Linked DNA regions of Mus musculus: region 2 is linked to region 1. Evidence: chromatin contacts called from ENCODE Hi-C or POLR2A ChIA-PET data. All regions are on one chromosome and are shown on one strand. Each heading gives the region's core, a stretch centred on a gene start or an enhancer-like site at or near the end of the contact. The rest is flanking DNA. Distances are from core to core; before and after follow the strand shown. Region 1 has its middle 11 kb from the start of Dcstamp. Region 2 overlaps Dpys (dihydropyrimidinase).

The links. Hi-C counts contacts between places; a loop is a spot of excess contacts on that map. ChIA-PET counts read pairs that join two places held with the same protein, here RNA polymerase II (POLR2A).
Region 2: a loop to region 1 is called in a map of left cerebral cortex, with 7 times the contacts of the local background. The contact joins two enhancer-like sites. A Hi-C loop is called at or near these places in 7 of 37 maps with a recorded cell type or tissue (adrenal gland, heart and left cerebral cortex). POLR2A ChIA-PET finds 5 or more read pairs at or near these places in 3 of 5 experiments (all embryonic stem cell).

The regions. Positions count from the first base shown.
Region 1 is chr15:39,733,980-39,736,836 of GRCm38, forward strand. No RefSeq gene overlaps it. Among named protein-coding and RNA genes, the nearest start is that of Dcstamp, 11 kb to the right of the region's middle. Within about 2 kb of position 1,408, at least 1 of the 3 ENCODE cell types and tissues checked has a DNase peak (open chromatin) inside an H3K27ac peak, as active enhancers do; it is left cerebral cortex, where a contact is called at or near this core.
Region 2 is chr15:39,814,865-39,817,721 of GRCm38, forward strand. All of the region lies in intron 7 of Dpys (dihydropyrimidinase), which reads right to left. Among named protein-coding and RNA genes, the nearest start is that of Gm16291, 19 kb to the left of the region's middle. Within about 2 kb of position 1,500, at least 1 of the 3 ENCODE cell types and tissues checked has a DNase peak (open chromatin) inside an H3K27ac peak, as active enhancers do; it is left cerebral cortex, where a contact is called at or near this core.

The DNA of each region.
Region 1 (2,857 bases), core at 158-2,657:
AGTGGTCCTGGCACCCAGGCCAGGACACCAAGCATCAAGACTGGTGGAGGCCTGGGAGGCAGACCCAGCCGGAATGTCAGGCTCCCAGCAGGCATGCAGAAGCTCTCACTCCTTGAACAATTGTTTCCTATCACTGTTTACTTTTCTCCTTGAAAAGCAAGCTATGGAGTGAAGGAAAAAAAAAAAAAAAGAAGTCTCCAAAGTCCATTCCAATCCACCTCCTCTGCAGCCTAATTTCCATTCTAATGTTTGTGTGGTTCCCAGTGGCCCTGGGCACTCATTATTCTCCCGCTGTGTCTGTTGCTGTTCCCCCAACCCAGAGTCTGCTGTCTTGTTAGGGGCTGCATGGACTCATTTAGGGACTAGAGATAGGATAGCAGAGTTAGGGTGTCTAGGGAGAGGTCCAGGAGGAGTCTGGTACCTTGGGAATAATCTTAGTACGGCTTCATACATTCTGGCCCCCAAGGTGGGCTCCCTGTAGCTTCGTGTGGCTGTCACTTGGACACCAGAATTTGCACTCTATGCTGGTGCTTGAATGACATGTTACACCCTGGATGAAGGAAGGGTAGGTGTGGGGCATAGAAATCTGCTAATCTGAAATTCTGCATCATGCCTGTGTTGAAGGTGATGCTCTCTTTGTTGATAACAGCTCCTGAGCCAAGAGCATGCCTGGGTTTGAATCTTAAAGCCACTCCCTGTTTGCTGTATGACCTTGGACAATTAGTATTACCTCTCTGCACCCCGGTTTGCCGAACAGTTTACTGAACACCAGTAGTATAGAACCTTATCACTAAACAAATCAGTAGACACAGTTTCCTGGAAGGACCGTGGGCAGTTAGCATCATCAGTGTTAGCTGAACTTAATTTCGTTGAATCAGATGCCTTCTGGGACATGACAGGGTGCAAGGGCTGGAAAGGAAGTCACCAGCATGTCCGGCAGTATGTGCGCTATTATCTTGCTGCAGTGTTTATAGTCTGTGGCTGTCAACTCCTGCTACACTGGATGCCAACTTAGAATATTGGGTGGACCTGTAGATCCCTCCACTATTTCACAGGCTGCATCCATACTATTCCAAATCACCTGATCTAGTGACTCAGCAATCTGACTAGTTTCTGAGGAAGACAGAAGAGCAGGAGGGCACAGAGGAAGGCACAGCTATTCTGATTTTCCTCAGATGGGTTTGGACATTGGGCCAAGACCACAGCCCTGGCAAGCACCGAGTATTCATTTATATCACATCAACTGGAGTCCCAGGGCTTGCCCAGAATCCTGTGCTGCCCTTCAGAAGCTTGCCCTGTTTCCAGGGCTCGCTCTGTGCCATCCAAGCTCAGGAGCAGTGGGCGGTCGGGATGGTTCTACCAGCAAATCTCTGAAAACAGAACTGAGGCTGTTTCATAATCTGCAAATGCTGGATGCGGTCCAGAGAGAGGGAAGCTGCCCTACTTAAAAAGGCTTCAGAGAAGCAAATTCCCAGCGCATTGCAGACCTGGGAAGAGCTGCCACCTTCAGGCCAACTGAGGATGACAAGTCCCCTAAATGTGTTTAGGCCAGGTATCTCCCAGACCAATGCTGTGCCCACTGGCAGGCAAGGAGCCTCAAAGCCAAGACAGAGTCTACTGCACCTTTTTGGCTGCTTCAGTCTCTTTGCTTCCCTCCACATGTGAAGACAGATTCTATCTGCCCCCACTGAGCTAGGTCCCCAGTAAGAGGACACAACTGCTTCTAGCTGATATCCTTTTACATCTTTAAAAACTTGTTTTGTAGAATGTCACCGGTGGCCTTAGTCTATGGCTGCTCTGCAAGATGAAAATGCCAGTCACAAAGAGATGCAGGCTGCAGATGACTTTAGCAAGCTGGAACAGAACTGAAAAGGCTGTGCTCACTGCATGAGGGTGGGTAACTGGATCAGCAACTTCCTGGCTGTGTGCTGCCCCCCAAATTGCTTAGAGCCATCTATGCCCCGAAGCCTCCAGCCATCAAACCACCAGGCTCTTCCTTGCCTGTAGTTTTGCTCGGAGTCTGTGCTATTGTCAAGGAGCAGTAGTTCTAAGCTGGTTGTCCTGAGTCAGGGACACGGAGTTGCTGTTCCGGGTGGACAAGTTTGGCTAGGGTAGATGTAAGGGGTGTTTGGTGTTGGGCCTCCTGGTCGTCACAGCTCTCTCGAGTCCCAGGCTTTGCTGTGTGTGAGCTTGCCAAACTCAGCAAAATCAGAATTCTCTGGAGCAGAAAAGAACAGAGCACTAAAGGCCACATGGGAAACAAAACAGAGGAGCTAGCCAGGGAGCTCAAATCACTTGTCCAAAGATTCTTAGGTTGCTGACTGAAGCTGCTGCCGATGCCACACTCTCTGGGCACCTTCCTGGCAGTCCTCTCAGGCAACCTCTGCTTAGAGACTTGCTTTTTACAGAGACAGTGGAATCTCTTACTGGGGTGATCGCAGAGGCAAATGTGGGAGCTTCAATACATTCAAACACTCGGATGGGATGCTGTGTTATATGGAAGGGCTAAGGATGGGAGCACCTATGGACAAGGGGGAGGGGAGGCTGAACGATCCTCAGATCTCATTAGAGGCCTCTCTTCTGGTACAGCCTCTCTACTGCTACCTGGCTGCCAGATAATGGGACGAGGAAGAGAAACTTCTGATTCGAAGCTCAGCTGTGGGTGCCTGGTACCTCCTTCTTGCACAATTGAAGAGAGGTCAGATAACAGAAGACCCCCTCTCCTCTAAAGTGCCCATTTGACTGTGGGGTCCAGCTGTCCTCCTCAGGGCCATTACTGAGGAAAGAGAGGAATTCCAAAAACAATGTGTTCAGTCAGACAGAGCAGGCTGTGATAGAAGGGGGCCATCTGAATGCC
Region 2 (2,857 bases), core at 250-2,749, 81 kb after region 1:
CTGTGTGGAGGATGCTCCTCCAACTGTGCAGACCCACCTGTGGGTCCCAACACCATGCTGCATCATGACAACGCAGCAAGGACATCATGGTGTAACCATCGTTTCTACGTAGGCACCTGCACAAGCCCTGAGTGCACATTGCTCTTCTCTACCACATGAACTGGGACAACTGAGCTTTGGGGCCTGGGAGAACAGTTCTTTACAGAGTCTGTCAGCACTGGTGTGAAAAGCTAATCTTTATGCTGACCAGCTTTTCAAAACAATCACAGACTGTGTGTGTGTGTGTGTGTGTGTGTGTGTGTGTGTGTGTGTGTAGTGTGTATGCTTGTGTGAGTACTTGTGTGTGTGTGTGTGTGTGTGCTTATGTGTATGGTGTGTGTGTGTGTGTGTGCTTGTGTGTGTGGTGTGTGTGTGGTGTGTAAATGCTTGTGTGTATGCTTGTGTGTGTGCTTGAGTGTGTGGAGTGTGTATGCTTGTGTGTGTGCTGTGTGCGTGGTGTGTATGTGGTGTGTGTGTGTGGTATGTGTGCTTGTGTGTGTGGTGTGTTGTGGTGTGTGTATGCTTATGTGTGTGCTTGTGTGTGGTGTGTGTGTGTGCTTCTCTCTGTGTGTGTACGCTTATGTGTGTGGTATATGTGTGGTGTGTGTGTGTGTGTGTGGTGTGTGTATGCTTGTGTGTGTGCTTGTGTGTGTGCTTGTCTGTGTTTGGTGTGTGTGTGCTTGTGTGTGTGGTGTGTGTATGCTTGTGTGTGTGGTGTGTGTATGCTTGTGTGTGTGCTTGTGTGTGTACTTAGGTGTGCTTATGTATGTGCTTGTGCATGTGTGTGTGGTGTGTGTGCACTCTCATGTGTATGCATATACTTCTTTGGAGGAAGAAGACAAGAATTACAGTTCAGAAATTAGATAGCACACAATGAGTTATCTAGTTTTCTCCAAGGAAAATGCCAAGCGGTCTCTTTGAAGCTCTCCCTGATGATATGACCCTATGTACACACCCTAAGCTTCACTGTTTGGTTCATGATGCTTTTTACTCCCTATTGCTCCATGTCCCTTAGAGAACCATCCCTCTCCTGCTCAATTTCATACAAAGGTTCCTAGGCAGAACCCAGGGGCACATTCATAATCTTCAAGTCATTACTCTTCACTGAATACAAAGTTAAATTCGTTTATCTCTATCTACACTGAGAAAAGGACGGAAATTAAGCAGGAGAGGCAGCACAATGCCTTCCAGAATGGTGAATGCAAGGTCAAAGCTTGCTGTAATTGAGTTTAAAAAAAATAATAAACCCCAAATAACTGGAAACAAAAATATGCCTCCTCTGCAGAATACAGAGCGGCTAGAAGTCTTCATCAAATGTTTCAATGCACACAGTAGTCAGCTGTGCTGGTATGCTTGAGATGCTGTGAGATGCCCTGTAGCTCATAAATACAGAAAAGGGACAGTTTCCATAGTAACTAAGTGCTCTTTAATGAATACCAAAGAACCAGAGCTCAAAGGAGAGCCTTAAATTGCCAGACCACGAGTTGCTGCTGCTCCTGCAGACCTGCAGGCAGCTCACATTCCCCTTTCTCTGATCAGAGTTTTAACAGGTTGGCCATTTTGACTGATCTCTGTTTCAACCATATGACACCTTAAAATTCTGTTTCAATATCACATGAAACCCACACTCTTGATTTCTTCTCTATAAGCTAAGTACCAGAATATTCTACCCCAAAAAAGGCCAAACAACTAGATAAAGGGCTATGTCCTTAACTCTAAAGCTTTGACCGGAGCAGTGAAGCACAGGGCACACACTTCTGTCACAAGAGATAGACACAGGCTCAATGAGCTGTCAAACTGAATACAGGGGACTCTTCATTTCCAAAGCAGAAAAAAAAAAGTTGATAATGTTCTCTTTGCACTAAATGCAGCCTTTTTTTTTTTTTAAATGTGCAATGACACAGAGGAGGTATTGCAGTTGGTTTTGCAGGGACTTTTTCTTTACAGGCTTGTTATGTCTAAGGTCATCTTTCATCAGGATTTCCTACCTTTCCCCTCATACGCCCACTCCCAGTCCTCTCTCGAGATCCATCAGCACACTGATGTCAGTGCCTCACTCTTGGAACCATGCAGCTTCTATAGATTTACAAAACAAGCAGCAGAAGGAGAAAAGTGTGGATGCCCGGCTTTTCTTTCTCCTGACCTCCTTTGGTGACATTAATGAAACCCGGTTTTAGGGCAGCAGGCTATGTGGCAAGCACACTGTTTTCTACGTGCCGTTAATAACCAACAGGAATAACAAACACACAGAAACATCTAGGTACCATGTAGCCCCCAGAGCGTTAGCAATCGCTTCCTCTCTCAGGAGGCTGCCTCCTTACATAACCAGCAGATCGGGCAGCCCAGTGCGGGTTGTGGGCGCCCCCTTCAGGATATGGGATTCAATGCACATTGCCGTCTTCTGTCATTTATGCTAAAAGCATTTGAGGAATTTTGCAGTAAAACATCTAGTGTCTAATTATATGTTAAAACAGAAATCATATATAACACTGGACTGTAACTAATGTTAAAATCACCATCGTAGGATAAATCCATTTCTTCCCTTGATTAAATAATTCTTTTCCACAAGGCTAACTTTGTGAACATTCAGCTCAGTCTATGACAGACACAATTCACATTGGAGGCCATCTGGCTGCCTTCTCTTCTTTCTTCAGGCAGCCTGGACGCCTGCTCCTCCCCCGTGCTTGAGTTTACTCTGCCTCAGCTTCAGTTCGACTCTCGGGTACGGATCCTCTGCCCACTCTCATCCCACGTGACGTGACAGTACACCTCCCTCTGGCCTCATGCAGGACCGCTCTGCTCTGAACCTCTCAAACAG